Regions from separate parts of the Homo sapiens genome. Here regions 2 and 3 are each linked to region 1. Evidence: chromatin loops called from intact Hi-C (ENCODE). Cell type or tissue: GM12878. All regions are shown on one strand. Each heading gives the region's core, and the rest is flanking DNA. Links, peaks and the distances in the headings are about the cores only.

What was found. Hi-C counts contacts between places; a loop is a spot of excess contacts. Peaks named below come from ENCODE experiments on the same cell type or tissue, not always from the same donor. Only the 100,000 strongest peaks of a DNase experiment are listed, where the experiment ranks them.
Region 2: a loop joins it to region 1, with 7 times the contacts of the local background. A loop is called at or near these places in 38 of 110 quality-filtered maps.
Region 3: a loop joins it to region 1, with 4 times the contacts of the local background. A loop is called at or near these places in 13 of 110 quality-filtered maps.

The regions. Positions count from the first base shown.
Region 1 is chr6:89,370,250-89,374,249 of GRCh38, forward strand. RRAGD (Ras related GTP binding D) reads right to left here. Exons shown (of 7, transcript NM_021244.5): 6 at 2,188-2,336. Among named protein-coding and RNA genes, the nearest start is that of UBE2J1, 20 kb to the left of the region's middle. RefSeq lists enhancers at 1,841-2,135, 2,045-2,264, 2,635-2,754. In GM12878, for the core only: a CTCF peak has its summit at 1,986 (motif pointing right); no DNase peak of the experiment used is centred there; H3K27ac peaks cover 1,434 bases.
Region 2 is chr6:89,606,939-89,613,129 of GRCh38, forward strand. ANKRD6 (ankyrin repeat domain 6) reads left to right here. Exons shown (of 16, transcript NM_001242809.2): 6 at 5,334-5,432. All of the region lies in intron 1 of LOC124901359 (a long non-coding RNA gene), which reads right to left. Among named protein-coding and RNA genes, the nearest start is that of MDN1-AS1, 28 kb to the right of the region's middle. RefSeq lists a silencer at 2,444-2,643. In GM12878, for the core only: a CTCF peak has its summit at 3,315 (motif pointing left); a DNase peak (open chromatin) is centred at 3,303.
Region 3 is chr6:89,595,657-89,601,847 of GRCh38, forward strand. ANKRD6 (ankyrin repeat domain 6) reads left to right here. Exons shown (of 16, transcript NM_001242809.2): 3 at 260-358. Among named protein-coding and RNA genes, the nearest start is that of MDN1-AS1, 40 kb to the right of the region's middle. In GM12878, for the core only: a CTCF peak has its summit at 2,497; no DNase peak of the experiment used is centred there; H3K27ac peaks cover 94 bases.

The sequences.
Region 1 (4,000 bases), core at 1-4,000:
GAAAATAAGGAGTAAAAGATGAACACCATTTAATTTACAGTTCTGAGGCCAAAGGACACAAAAGGCAATTTGGTCAGTCATGGTACACACAGGAAAAATACAGGACATCACTAAGCAGCAAGAAAATGTAAATTCACATAATATACCAGTTTTCAGTTAACAACTTTTAAAAATACTAATACCCAATATTGATAAGAACACAGCAAAATAAGTATTCATATTCTCTTCGCAGCATAAAACCAGAAAATCTTTCTGAAGAACATTTTGGTAATATGCATTAGAAGCCCCCAAAATGGGCCTACCCTTTTGATCTAAGTAATTCCACTTTAAATTTTTCCTTAGGAAACAACCAAAGATGCACATAAATATTTAGTGCAAAAGAGGTCATAATGATATTATTTATAACATTAAAATCTAGAAACAACATAGATGTCTGAAAATAGAAGAATCTAATACAATCATTAAAATGATGTGGTTAAAAAAAGACGGTGAATTGGAAACATGTCTGTAATAATTTAAGTGAAGGTTATAAAGTAGAATTCATCATACAATCTATCATAGTCCTTTTAGAAAATGCATATGCAAGAAAGGACTGGAAAAGTATACAGGAAATGTTAAGAGTAGTTATCTGAATGAGAAACATCGATAATTATTGTTTTTTTGCTAAATATTATTTCTAAATTTTCTAAAAGAATCTATTACTTTTCTGATAAAAATAAACAATGTAAATTAAGTTTTCATGGCCAATGAATTAGGAAAATTTCATGATATACGTAAGTGAAATATATGTAATATAAAATATAAATATTTTCATATTTGTATTAAATATAAAACTATATTAGAATATAAAACTATATTAGACAATATGGCCCCAGTTTTGTTGGAAGGAAGGAAAAAAAGGAATGAAGGAAGGGAGAAAAGGAGCGAGGGTAGGAGGGAGAGGAAATAAGAGAGAAGGGCCAGACGTGGTGGCTCACTCCTTTAATCCCAGCACTTTGGGATGTCGAGGTGGGAGGATCACTTGAGCCGAGGAGTTTGAGACCAGCCTAGGAAACATGGTGAGACCCCAATCTCTACCAAAAACAAAAAAAAATTCCAGGTTGTTGACATGTGTCTGTGGTCCTAGCTACATGGGAGGATGAGGTGGGAGGATCACTTGGGCCCGGGTGGTCAAAGCTGCAGAAAGCCATGACTGTGCCACTGCACTCCAGCCTAAGTAACAGAGCGAGATCCTGTCTCAAAAAAGAGAGAGAAAGGGAGAAAGAAAATCCCAGAAATTTAACATGGGTTTAGCTCTAGATGGTGAAATACCTGGTTTTATTCTACATACTTTCCTAAATTTTCAAAGCATTTTTAATTTAATGGGCTTATATTGCTTATAATATAGAAGAAAAAGGCTATTTCAGGATATGTTACTATAACATATTCAGGATATGTAACTATTTGTTGGAGATTTTCTTTTACCCAACAAATTAGTAAACCATACCCTATTACTAACAAAAGTCCCTAGCCATATCAGTAAGCTAGGGACTTCTGTTAGTAACTTTTGTTTAGATATTATAGAAGGGGGAAATTAGTTTAATTGCTTTTGTTTCAAAATAAAACTGAATTTGATCCTAAAAAAAATTTGGTGGAGTTAAATATATTCATGGTCTTCCCTTTCCGGAATCATGATGCCATCCCTGTGTTCTGAAGATTTAAGAAGTATTTTGAGGCTGAACAGAAGTCAAACCACCTGTTGTCCCCTCCTTTACATGGGAAGAACAAAAGATCACACGGTTACCTAAGACCTTCTAGAGGTGTGGAGCAAAGTGGAGACCTCCACCCTCAGTATAGGCTGGGAGTCTGCTCCCTGGTAAGAGACTTCATTCACAGCCTGGCAACAGTGCCCCAACTAGCTTCCCCCTAGCAGAGATGCCAAGGCCCCTGGGAGGATCATGGGGTTCCACTTCCACCTCGCTGCAATCGCAGATGCACCACTAGAGGGCAGGCCAGTTCACTGGCCCAGAAGCTGACACTGGGGGCAGGAGCCCGCCCCGCTCTGAACTCCAAGCCAAGAGGGCCTGTGACTGGCATCTGGAAGTTTCGAGGGCTATGCTGTTGTCCACCCACATTCAACAAACAATACATGCAGTAGCAGTCTGATGCTTCTTTTAATGCTTCTTTTAAATCACACCAAAAAGTTACCTTTTCTTTCAAAGCTTTCCTCTCTGACAAAGCAAACGAGAGCCAGGAACTTTGTCACCTCTTTTAAATAAAGCACGGTTGTATTATTAAGCTTTATGATGGCTGTGGATTCCTTGTCATAGGGGGTTCCTGCTCCATCTTCTTTGAGACTAAATGGGGACAGAAACCAAAACATGTGACCATTGAGAAAGAACTAGAAACTGTAAGCCAGTGACAAGAGACCGGCTTTAAGCCACAAAAAGTGATAATCATAAGTTGTTTACACTTGCAGTGCCTTTCAGCAAAAGAGCTCAGAAACACACAGGCACAAAAACATACACAGTCCTCAACAGTCATTTCCTACTGACAATGAGTGGCTGTCTGCAGCAGCTGGGACACTCTCCAGGCACCTGAAGAAGCCAGTTGAAGGATGAGGTTAGCTCTCCCCACCTCCGTGGCCAAGGGCTTCTTGTTTTCTCACCTAGAATAGCCAGGCTGTCAAAAGCGTGGTCTGATGAAAGACTAAGAAAGGCTGAAGATATGTTCCAAATTCAAGGAGTCTAAAGAGACCTGAAAGCCAAGTGCTAGACTGGATCCTGAATTGGGAAAAACTGCTATAAAAGATAGAATTGGGACCACTGGTAAAATCTGAATATCGTCTATATATTAGATAATAATGTAGCCATGCTAAATTTGCTGAACTGTGAACTGGTTCAATTTACTCTCAAATGGTTCACTGAAAAGAAATAGATACACAATATGTATTAGAAAAAGAGAGATGCAGCAAATATGGCAAATTGGTAAAAACTGATGAATCCCAGTGAAGAGTTATACAGGAGTTCATTTTACTACCCTTGTATATTTTCTGTAGGTTTTAACTTTTTTTCAAAATAAAGAGTTAAATAAGATATATAGGTCTATTTGGCCAGGCGCAGTGGCTCACGCCTGTAATCCTAGCACTTGGGAGACAGGTAGATCACGAGGTCATGAGTTCAAGACCAGCCTGGCCAATATGGGTGAAACCCCATCTCTACTAAAAATACAAAAATTAGACAGGCACCACGTGGTGGCGCACACCTGTAGTCCCAGCTACTCGGGAGGCTGAGGCAGAAGAATCCCTTGAACCCAGGAGGCAGACGTTGCCGTGAGCCGAGATTGTGCCACTGTACTCTAGCCTGGGTGACAGAGCAGGACTCCGTCTCAAAAAAAAAAAAAAAAAAAGATATATAGGTCTATTTAAGAAAAGGTGTGGTGTGCAGACACAAGTGACTTGGGTTTGAATCTCATTTCTTTTATTTGCTAGCTATGTGAGCTTGGACAAGTCGAATAACTTCTTTGAGCCTCAATTTCCTCATATGTACACTAACAGTAATTATTTCAAAGTTTTCTAATGAAGATTAAATGAAATAATGCATATGTAGCACTAAGCATAATGCTGAGAACATAAAATACACACTTATTATCATGGCTTTAATGACTGAAACTGGACCCTCTGAAGATACCTGTGTAATAAAAGTGTTATGAATCCTTTCCTCACAGGCAAAGGACACTTCCCTAAACCTTTTCCCCCTTACCTAAAACTGTACATAAATTTTCTGATTTATTTTTACTCCCCAAATTTATGAATAACTGACCAGAAATTTGACTTAATTGGAATTGTGTTAAACCTTACCACATTCACTGAGAACTAGCATTTATTAAAGCTTACTATGTGATATTAACCATTCTTAGTTCTTAAAATGCATTATCCTCTGTCTGCTATAAGAATCCTCTAAGTTTCTAAGGAAACTGAGGCTAGGGGAAAATAAGATAACTTGGTCAAAGCTGACGATAG
Region 2 (6,191 bases), core at 988-4,987, 240 kb after region 1:
GCAGGCGGATCACTTGAGACCAGGCATTCAAGACCAGCCTGGCCAACATGGTGAAACCCTGTTTCTACTAAAAATACAAAAAATTAGCTGGATGTGGTGGTGCATGCCGTCATCCCAGCTACTCGGAAGGCTGAGACACAAGAATCGCTTGAACCTGGTAGGCGGAAGTTGCAGTGAGCTTAGTTCGTGCCACTGTACTCCAGCTTGGGTGACAGAGTGAGACCCGGTCTCAAAAAAAAAAAAAAGGTCCTTTTTACTTGGTACCTACCTTTCTTGGACTCTATCCTAAAAAGGTAATAAAACCTGCTATTGAAATGAAATATGGAAAAGAAAAAAATAAGCAATAAAACCAGTAAAATTTTACCGACAAAGATGTTCATGACAGCAGTAGTTATATTTTTTTAACTGTGGGGAGGGAGACTTAGAATTATGGTTCATTCATACAGTGGAATATAATTAATATTAAAATCGTAGTTTTGAAAATAATGCTTTCCACTGTTAAAGAACATCACAAAGAGATATAAGATCATATATAGTACATGTCCCAGTGCTTAATATAAATTTGTGTATTTAAAAATTTAAGCACAGAAGAATATCATCAGAATATTAACAGTGGTTATCTCTGGGAATTGAGGCTAAGATTGATTTTTATTTTTGTACCTTTCCCAAATTTTCCAGAATGAACCCATTATTTCTTTTACAATTGGGAGAAGAGACTTTTTTTTTTTTTTTTTGGATACAGAATCTCGTTCTGTCACCCAGGCTGGAGTGCAATGGCACACTGTCGGCTTATTGCAACCTCTGCCTCCTGAGTTCAAGCGATTCTCCTGCCTCAGCCTCCTAAGTAGCTGGGCATGTGCCCCCACGCCCGGCTAATTTTTCCATTTTTAGTAGAGATGGGGTTTCACCATGTTGGCCAGGCTGGTCTTGAACTCCTGACCCCGTGATCTGCCCGCCTCAGCCTCCTAAGTATCTGGGCATGTGCCCCCACGCCTGGCTAATTTTTCTATTTTTAGTAGAGATGGGGTTTCACCATGTTGGCCAGGCTGGTCTTGAACTCCTGACCCCGTGATCTGCCCACCTCGGCCTCCCAAAGTGTTGGGATTACAGGCGTGAGCCACTGTGCCCATGCCAAGAGATATACTTTATCTCAAAAATAAAAAAGCGTTATCAGTACTCTGGAGATATTTGCAGTTGAGGTAAGAAGGGTCATAAAAGGGCTTACCCTCTTTTCTTTCCCTGGATGGCCAGATTGGGTCTGTAGCAGGGGCCTGAGAATTTCCCACAGTGCACTGCCACATCACAGAGTGGTAGCTTCAGCTAATAGTGGTAGGATAATGAATCAGGTGGGCTAGAATGGGGTTCTAGGTGGCAGTAGCCTGGGGACAATGGGCAGCAGTAAGTACCCTCCCTAATACACACACACACACTATATATATATATATATGTACAATTTCATGGCCAAGTCAAATCTGAAACCATAGTATCTCTAGCTTATGACACACAGACATCTGCATACAAGATCTTCAACAGCAATGCCAGGCAAATCAAGCTATAGAAATATACCCCATCAATGAAGTGACTTCTCCAGACCTTGCATGCTGCAGGAAATAGAAATGACAGCCTGAAACTCCTTTGTGAACGTAATCTCTGTGGGAGCAAGAGAACCCACCTCAGTGGCTTTGCCCTCCGGTGAAATCTCCTGGCTCTCACTACTTTTCCATTGGTTCATTAGAGAGCATAGTTAAGCAAGCCATGCCTTCGTCATTTTCATCCGTCTCCCCTCTCCAGTCCCTCATTACATCTTAGGACATCTTCAAGTCTCACACCTGTTCCTCTTTCCATGCTCATTCTTAAGCATGCCCTGGATTATTTCAGATGCCTCAAGCAGATTGGCAGGCTCAAATCTAGTCCCTCCTTTCATCCTGCTCTTCCTCTGCTCAGCGACCTTCTCATAAAGCTCCTGTCTGACACTGTCTATAAGCCTCTGCTGGCCCACCTCTGGAGTTCCTCCTGGCTCCTTTCCCCTAGAGCACCTCCTGTGCCCTCAGAGTGGGGCTCACTGGCCTGCTTCTCATTCCTGCCTATAGACCTCCAACCTGGCCCCAGGCCCTCTCCCTCCCCGAAGACCCACTGGGCTGCTTCTGCAACTCTCCCTTGGCACCGCATGCAGCTTTGTGCTGTCGTTTCCTAGTTCATATTTTTCATGGTTCCCTCATGGATCAAAAGCTTGAGGTCTGAGAGCAGCAAGCTACGTATGGTAATATCGCCGGTAGTGCCTGGCTCACAGCTCAGGAGGTGGGTGGCTGCCCATTTCTTCAAAATGCATATGGTCTGGAACAGGAGTTGATGGTGTGTAATCACTTTTTTTTTTCTTTTTGAGACAGAGTTTCACTCTTGTTGCCCAGGCTGGAGTGCAATGGCTCAATCTCGGCTCACTGCAACCTCCGCCTCCCGGGTTCAAGCGATTCTCCTGCCTCACCCTCCCGAGTAGCTGGGATTACAGGCACCTGCCATCACGCTCAGCTAATTTTTGTATTTTTAGTAGAGACAGCGTTTCACCATGTTGGCCAGACTGGTTTTGAAATCCTGACCTCAGGTGATCCACTCACCTTGGCCTCCCAAAGTGCTGGGATTACAGGAGTGAGCCACCGAACCCGGCCTGTAATCACCACGTTTTTTTGTTTGTTTGTTTGTTTTGAGACAGAGTCTCACTCTGTTGCCAGGCTGGAGCGCGATCTCGGCTTGCTGAAACCTCTGCCTCCCGGGTTCAAGCTATTACGCTGCCTCAGCCTCCTGAGTAGCTGAGACTACAGGCACACACCACCATGCCCAGCTAATTTTTGTATTTTTAGTAGAGACGAGGTTTCACCATGTTGGCTGGGATGGTCTTGATCTCTTGATCTTGTGATCCACCCACCTCGGCCTCCCAAGGTGATGGATTACAGGCGTGAACCACTGCACCCAGCCCAGAAATTGTTTCTGTGTAAATAAAATGGCTTCAGAAGGACAGGTCAGGAAACTCATGCGTCTCAAAGGGAGGGACATTTTGTACCAGCCATAGCCCGTAGAAAGATCCTTCTTATTCAGCAGATGTAGCAGCTCCTGTCTGGGAAATCAGTACCCACTACTCAGGGTGGGGAAAAACGCCTGCTACATATATATCTACCCTAGGTCACATTTTCTAATGTCAGGTTTTGAGATATAGGTATGAAGTCACGCTGTTCTGTGAGTTTTGACAAATGTATACGGTTGTGTAACCCCCACCATAAGATATAGAATGTTTCCATTGCCCCTTAATGTTCCTTTGCGCCCTCTGGTGGCAGGCCCCCAGTCACCCTCTCCCAGCCCCGGGCAACCACGGATCTGTTTTGCTTGTTCATAAAGGTCATGTAAATGGAATCATACAGTATGCGGCCTTCTGTGTGTGGCTTCTTAAACTTAGCATAATGTTTTTGAGATTCCTCCGTGTCGTTACATGGAGGAATGGTTCACGCCTCTTTATTGCTGAGGAGTATTCCATTGTGTGGATCTACCACAATTTGTTTATCCAAACCTATGGTTTTTAATTTTCTTGGTGCAAATGCTTTTCCACATCATCGATATTTCCTTATTGGCAATATAAGCTTTGGTATGATCTATTTCTAGAGGCATCAGATTTCTTTCATTTCACTCATGTATTCAACACGTATTTAGTGGTTGCCATGAAGCCCATAACTTGCAGACAACTTGAGAGTAGTGTTTTTAAAACCTGGGCAGACCCCTTGTTGCTGAGAACTAAACTAGCAGTGGTTCTCCACCTGGCTGCACATTAGACCCTCCTGGGGAACTATAAACAAACGAAAAAGGAAAAAAAACAAAACTTAAAAAAAAAAAAAACCTGAAGACCAGGCCTGGGGTGATGGACTGTCCCAGTTTGCCCTGGGCTAAAGGGTTTCCCGGAATGTGGGACTTTCAGTACTAAAATAGGGATGCTGGATACCCATCCCCAAGGCCACATAAATCAGAGTCCCTAGAACGGTTGTGGCTGTGCACAGGGCTGGTTTGAAAGCTTCCCCAGGTGATTCTAATGTGCACCCAAGGGTTGAGAACCAGCGAGCCTGCTAGAACCTCAGGCCTGTAATCCTCCCTGTGCCTGGAGGTAAAAGTGAGACAAAAGGTCCACCAGGGCTGGTTGGAGCTAAGGTGAAGAGAAGGGGGATAAGCAAACTGGCCGCATCCAGTATTCCTCTATTTTTTTTTTTTTTAACTCATTTCTCTTTTTAAAAGATCAGGAATCTGATATACTGGAGTATCGGCAGCCAGGACTGTGAGATCCAGAAGGGTGTGAACTAGGTGAGGGAGAAGCAATGAACAGGCAGTGTAATGCTCTGAGCCCACGCACCTGCAAGCCTGACCCAGCACTTGAGCTCAGCAGAACCAACGCGGAGCTTCTGTGTTTAACCTCCTGAGTGCTTGCAGGCTCTTGGATGACACAATGTCACCTATCACACGGCCTTGCTTTCTTGTTACTTTTCTAGGGGTTATCAGCGGCCTCACATGCCCTACTCCCATAGACTCAAAAGTTCTGTTCATGTCCTGCAATTTTTTCCTGCAGTATTGCTATGGACCTTATTCTGACCCTTGGTTGTCATTGTGATGTGGTTTGTTGAGGTTCTCAAAAACAAGAAGGACCCAAAAAGCAAGAGGGTCTCAATCTGTGTCCTAAGTGATAGATGCAACTGTACTGCCTGAAAGGCAGGGCCTGGTGTCCATAGTTAAAATTTTGATGTTTCAAGAAAAATACAAGAATGGGTGACTTGAAAAAGGCTAACAAGTTAAATCTCAGTTGCATTAGCCTGCCCTTCCAGGAAGTGGCTAGTTTTACTTTTTTTAGCCCACCATTGGCAGGGATTGTAACCACAGCTATTGCCCATGTGGGGCAGGAAGTCATCTGATAGGAATTGAGTACTGTGCATGTGTCCAGCATTGTGTGTTAAGAAAACACCTTCCTAGACACTCTGAGTCAATCCCCATAGTTTTAGGATGTGGGGGTCATGCTCCATTTCCCAGGTAAGGAATTTGAGCATTTGAAAAGGCTGGCTTTTAGTTAGTAAGTTGCAGAGCCAGGACTTGGAACCAAGGTTTTATGACAAATAGGACTCTTCTGCCTGTTCAGACTCCAAATTAAATGTTCTTACCTCTGAAGCATCCCCACTGAAACCATCGGGCAAGAGGCAGAGAATGTGAGCGTTGCCTTTTCCCCCGAGTAAGTACTGCCCCTCTGCAAGGCATGCAAGTCTGTGCGGAAGCATGTTGCTAATATGTCCTCCCTCTCTCTGCCTCTCTCCAAGGCGGGGAACACAGCTCTGCACCTGGCCTGCCAGAACAGCCACTCCCAGAGCACGCGCGTCCTCCTGCTGGCCGGGTCCCGCGCTGACCTCAAAAATAATGTGGGTGAACAAAACCAGATTCTCACGTTCTCTCTTTCTTGTGTCACTTCAGAAAATAACTTCATGAGCATACTTGAACCTTAACATCTAGAAATTAAAATGTAAAAAGTATTTGGGGACTATCTCTAAAGTGTTCTTTTTTTGGCAATTTTCTAAGGGATCATTCAGGCATGTGAGAAGAAGAATCAAAAGACTTGGAAATACTGCTTTTCTCCCATCATTTTCCCTTCATGCCTCATCTTTGGTTTATCATTTCTTACAGTACGTGTCTGGCCAATTACAGACTAGGAAACCAGTTAATGTTTTAAGAAAGTCTCTACCCACATAGAGTGTTGAGTGTTGTACTATTATCAGCAAATATGAGCTGGTGCCATTTACAGGGGAGGTCCTCTAATGCCCCATGCCCAGCATCTATAGCGAGCAGGTCCTACTGATGACTGAGGCGTCCTTGGGATGAGCTGACCGGAAAGGTCACATGGGTATCGCTTCTTCACAAAGAAGCTGTATTTCCTTTATAAATCCCCTGCCTTAGCCACGTTGGCTAAATAAATAAATAAATCTGAGGCTTCTTTCTAAAGTGTCCTCAGGTGAGGGTCTCCCTGTTTGGGGTAGACTCATCTAATGCTCTGAACCTCAGCTTTGAGCTTGGTTCCGTCTTAATGCAGGGGAGAAAAGTATGCCAAGTGGCCAGTGTTCTCCAGACAGAGCTAGGATGGAAATGGCAAGAAAACACTGCAGGCAGCTTTTTGTCTCCAGTTC
Region 3 (6,191 bases), core at 988-4,987, 230 kb after region 1:
GGAGAGTAGAAATAATGCACTAAAGGAAATCTTCACATTTTGAACATATCGTGTTCATTGATTGCAATGACAATAGCCAAGGTTAACTGAGACAAACTTGAATTTTGGTTAACCCATAAGAATCTCCTGCCAATCCAAAGGGGCAGGAGGGAGTGATCATCCGAAAGCCCCTGTGCAAACCTTGCTCTAGGCCCTCTGTCTCCCAAGGGAGTAGCATTGAGGACTTGTTCCGAAATCATTGTTCATTTTGCATTCACAGCATGGCCGGACTCCCCTGCATCTTGCTGCCAATAAGGGCCATCTTCCTGTGGTCCAGATCTTGCTGAAGGCTGGCTGCGACCTTGATGTCCAGGATGATGTGAGTAGAAGCCATCATTCTATCAGGCTGAGTTGGCAGGGGAGGTTTTCTGGCTAGAAATCCACAAAGTGTAAGCTGTGAGATGGGAGGGTAGTAGATGCTCTCGCAGCACATTTTAGCTGCATCTTGGTCTCTGTGGCAGCAAGAACTTCCTCTGGAAGACCTGCTCTGAGGCCCATTCTCAGTAGCAAGTTAGAGTTTGGGAGTGTGGGGTGGTTCTCCATCATGGTTCACTTCCTGTCTATTATTCAAGTGATCACTTCCTCTCTATTGTACAAAATGCCTCAAAGGGGATTTTTGCCTGTGTCCTGTCTCAGCATAAAGAGACACACACATGCACATTAGTGAGTATGGGCAAGACTTGCCGGAAATGTGTGTCAATGACCAAATTTACCATTGGAGAAAAAATGGGGATTAAAAACTTAATTTTTTTCTCATCTTAATTTCTCTTGGTCAGTGAATATGACATGGAAAATGATCTATTCAAGTTGGGGAGTTGGGGGAAGACACAGATCTCATGGAATCTAAGAAAAAGGAGGCCTCCAGAAAGAGTTTACTCTGCCACCATGCTATTATTGAGACATGGCCATCAACCAACTCAGCTCTGAGTCTATTCATTCAGGTTATCTAGAGATGGACTCTGATTGGCTCCTCTGGCATCAAGTGGCCAATCCTGAGTGAGTCAGCAGTGGCTGGGGTGGAGTCACGTAGTACAGTGGGCTGCCCTACTGGGTCTTTGGAGAAGGTGGTTCTCTAAGAAAGGACCATATAAATTGTCCTCCAACAGCTATTAGGAAAAGGTCTTTTGATAATACAGTTGAAAACTATTTTTAGAAATGGTTGCAACACTAATTCATGTAGTAGAACTCTAAGAAATAAGAACTTTTATGGGGAACACAGAATGTTGGAGTGTTTGCACTTATAACCTCTTCCAAATTCACCTTTAATAACTGTAGTTATAGAGTGTGATTCAAATTTCACATCTTCAGATATGCTACAGTGTGGTTTACTAAAGTGCTTCTAGTTTTCTTTGGGTCTGTGTATAATGTCATAAAACTTGGCAAACACACAGTAAGAAGGACAGTACTTGCAAAGAAATAACTATGACTGTTTTATGCATGGGCAGAAGGCCATCCAGTGTCTTTCATAAATCTCTGGTTATATCTGGAACTTGCTGGGTCATCAAAGATGTTATTTTCAAAAAATGTTGATTTAGCTTTAAGCCATTGATTTCTACCTTAGGTCATAATACTTTTTTATTTTCCTGCACTATGGTCATCATAACATTCTCAACTATATCATATCCTTAGATGACAGGAACAAAAATACAAGGAGAGAGAAAAGATTTTGGCCACAGAAAAGGTGGGGAATTGAGTTATTACTGGTGCAAACATGTTGGGATGCATTTGGTCTTCTCTTCGCATAATTAAAGGCTTTGCTTGCCACAGTGGCAAGGCCAAAATGCCAGGCATGCTAACCCATTCCAACTTGACACCCCTGCCTCACATCCTGGGCTCTAAGTATCACTGTGTTCTCATGCAGCAAAAGCCTTGCTAATTTCCTAGAACTGCTGCTGTTTATACCAGGCAAGGTAGGAAGTGAAACAGGCAAGAATTTTCTTAGGTAGCCAAAGTGAGACGTGTCAGCAGAAGAAAAGCCAGCTCTACTTTTAGACAGAGAGAGTCCCTTTTATTTATTGAAGGTATTTTCTTGCATCTTTTCCTTGTCCTAGAGAGACAATGCATATATTGCTTCTCCCAGATAAATTAAAATAAAAATACAACAACAAGAAATAATTGGGAGTGGAGAAGGTAGAATTGACCTTCACTAGTTCTGAAGAAATGCATTTGCCAGCAATATGATCCATGCCTGTTCTCTGTGTATTTACCATGCTGTTGATGACCAGCCTTGAAATACATGCAAGAAATCAAGGAAGAAAACTCTTGATGTGTGTCCTTTAAAGAATCTAGGAGATCAGTTATTTGAAAAAATCTCAGAAGTTACCTGTCTTGGATGGTGGGTAGAAACAGAGAATGTTAATGATATGAAGAATTTACTCCTAACTTCATATTCTACAGATACTGATCTTTATGGCATGGTAAGAACTGAGAATTAGTTGAAGAATGACCTCCAGTGGCCTGGAGTGGGATTATTATGAATTTCAACCTGTGGAAACCAGTTCTTTAGATTATGCAACTCCAGGAGCAAATTCTTTCTTGCTTCCTGCCAATCGTGTCAACTCTCATTGGAGCGCTAATGCCATCTCTGATTGGTCAATGAGCAATCACATAGCTCCCGCCTCAGAAATAGTCCAGGATGCTGTGGCCACAGTGAAAGCCATGAAAGAAGACAAAAATAAGAAAAACCACAGAGGGAAGGTTAGGAAGGACCCTAGAAGATCAGAGAGAGAAAAAGAGGTCAGCAACTTGCTTTACACACCTAACCTGTCTTGAGCTTCCTTGCAGTATGTCTGCCTGTGCCACATGGGGGTGTTTCCTCTTGAAGAGGCGCACACTGCACCCTTGCATGACTGAAATCTGCCAACACTACACTCACTCTTTTTCACCATGTAGGAAAGAAAAATAACAGTATTTCAAAACAAAGATTTAGACCTTATAGGCACCAAAGCTCTTAAAATCCCAAAGTGAGAAACACTGTCTCAGAAAAACTGAGAGCTGGCAGTTCACGTACTTCGCAAATGGGTCAACATGTTCCAAATCAAAGTGCCAAACTGCAAGGTTGCAGGCCCTTCAGGTTTCCAGCTACAGCATCTTTCCTTCTGCTTCTTGTAGTTAATCATTCAACAAATGCTTTTGGGGCAGCTCTAGTGGCTATGCTTTACTTTATGAAAGAGGCAGTCCCAACCCCACAGATGCATCTGACCTTTTCTGAGGCTCGTCCTAAGGTTAATGACTTCACAGGTTGGAAGCAGCTTGGGGTGAGTGCAAAGAGCCTTGACAATTTGATTTCTGGTCCAAGCATGCTGTCCTAGGCTTATCAATAAAATGAGAGAATTAGACATCAATAAAATGAGAGAATTAGACTTGGCACACAGTAGGGAGTCAATAAATATTCAGTCCGGGCCTGGTGGCTCACACCTGTAATCCCAGTGCTTTGCGTGGCTATGGAGGAAGGATTGCTTGAACCCAGGAGTTGGAGACCAGCCTGGGCAACATGGCAAAACTCCATCTCTACAAAAAATAAAAAAATTAGCTGGACATGGTGGCAAATGCCTGTGGTCCCAGCTACTCAGGAGGCTGAAGTGGGAAGATTGATTGAGCCTGGGAGGTGGAGGTTGCAGTGAGCTGAGATCATGCCACTGCACTCTAGCATAGGTGACAGAGTGAGACCCTGTCTCAAAATGAGTGGATGTTCACCAAATAGATAATTCAGTAAACACTGTTGAGAGTGCTCTACCTTTTCCCAGCATTTAAGAATTTCATGATTGACTTAGGTAGGTATCATATGCAAGTAAGAATTATGTCAAAGTAGCCACTTGTATGTATTGAGGCCACATCTTGTTTCTTCGTGTCATTTCAAGGAGGAAATGTTTCAATGGTAAATTTTAATCTTATAGGAGGAAAGAGTCCATTTGTAGATAACTGACCCTGTTTCAACTGAGGGCCTCAAGGTACTAAATTGTTTGTGTTGTATTCTAGGGAAGAATAGATCCAAGATGATAACCTGAGGCAGCTATTGTTTACATGTTTCATGTCTCTCACCTCAGAGCCTTTAATTCTCATCTTGGTTACTTGAGAAGGGTGGGTTTTTCAAAGCCTGAGAAAGCGTATTGCCCAGTCCTCCAGAACCATTCCAGCTAGTGTCAGCACAGCTAGCAGTACAGCCAAGGACAGCCACTTTTGGTAGGGAGAGTCCGAGCCTGGCCTGACAGCAGTGTTTATCTGACCCGGGCTCTCGGTGAGGTCTCTGTCTGAGAGGACGGCTGGAGGGGGAGCTGTGGCCTGGAAACAGGCAGGACAGCCAAAAGGTCCCCCAGAGGAAGGGGTGTGCAGGACCTTTGCCAGCAGCTTAGGACACTATGTGTTCTCGCCGCAACCTCACACAAGTCATTAGATTTCCTTGAGTCTTGCTAGTCTGGAAATGTCCTCCCAAGGTCTGAACTGAAAGTTAGATTGAGCTGCTTGCATTGAGCTAGAGTTTCACAAAGGAAAATTTTCTCAAAGGAAGCAAATACAGTAGATTGATGATGAAAGCAAGTAATAAATAACTTGGTGCCATTCCGGCTCCAAAGATACCTCAACTCATAATTTAGAGGGCAGCTTGTGAAACATGACAAAAAATATTTGACCTAAACCAAGGCTTAGGTTAGTCTGTGCCGTACCATCCAGTGAAGGCCCTTCGTGAAATAATTTGTACAGCAAGAGTGGCTAACACGACCCATATGCTCAGGGCTTGTTGCTCATACTTCATGAACAATACAGAGTGATAAGCTTTGTCCTGGAAAAAGTTGTTTTTATTGGTCCAAAGAGCACTAGAGTGTAAGTAGTTTGTGGTTATATTAAAAAGCCTGTAAGAAGTGGAAATCTAACCAAGTCAGCACTACCCTGAAAGCGTGAGCTGCAGTCGCGTGGTTCTTGCTAAGAAGGGCACTGTCTTTCTTAGCAGGTCAGTAATCATCATTGCACTGGAGGCCTATTTTGGGAAATTCCGTCACCATTCTGATAGAGAAATGGGAAGTCTTGGAAATCTTACGGAAATTTTAAAAAGTTGAGACGTGGGGCCAGGCACGGTGGCTCGCGCCTGTAATCCCAACACTTTGGGAGGTGGAGGTGGGCAGATCACTTGAGGCCAGGAGTTCAAGTCCAGCCTGGCCAACATGGTGACACCTTATGTCTACTAAAAATATAAAAAAAAAATTAGGCATGGTGGCAAGTGTCTGTAATCCCAGCTACTCTGGAGGCTGAGGCAGAAGAATCGCTTGAACCTGGGAGGCAGAGGTTGCAGTGAACCAAGATGGCACCACTGCACTCCAGCCTGGGCGACAGGGCGAGACTCTGTCTCTAAACAAAAACAAAAAGTTGAGACTTGGGCAGTATCTCATATGATTACTAGTTTCCTTGTCTAGAACTGCTTTCTAAGAGGTCTGAGGTAGACAGCGCAAATGGCACAGCCTACCTCCTGCAGCCACTGACCCAGCGGCCACATTCTTTTTTTAACCACTGCAAGGGTTCTCTTTGAATAAGGGGTCTGGGAAGGTGGATGAGAAGAAAATCAGCCTGAACCTAACTGATAACAGGAATAATAGTTTAGGATGCTGAAGGGGGGAGGTCGGTGGTGGCAGTGCTGAGGACAGTGATCTGTCCTCAGTGTCCTGACCCCCCCTCACTGCAGAAATTCCTTACCTTCCACAAATGAACAGTGGGAAGAGAGTCTGTGACAGGGACAGTCCTGTTACTGGGGTATTGTTTCTGCTCAGACTTCTAATAAGTAGCGGTTTTTCCTGATGCTAAAAGTTATCCGTGTTAAATATAAAAAGCTGGAAAATATTAAAAAGTATAAAAAGTTAAAAGAGAAAAATCCTTTCATGGATTTTTAAAGGGAGACTTTTTAATTTTAAGAAAGCAATTTTGAGTTTTAACTAGGATTTTTTATTGTAATAAAATATACATAGCATTAAATTTACTGTCTGAACATATTTACGTATACGGTTCAGTGGCATTAAGTACACTCACATTGTTGTGCAACCATCACCACCATCTATCTTTAGAACTTTGTTTCAGATTACATGTTTTTAATGTGCATTGTTTGTTACAGATCTGGGGAGTTTAGTAAGTAGAATCAGTATTTCGTTAAGGTTGTTTATAGGTAGCAG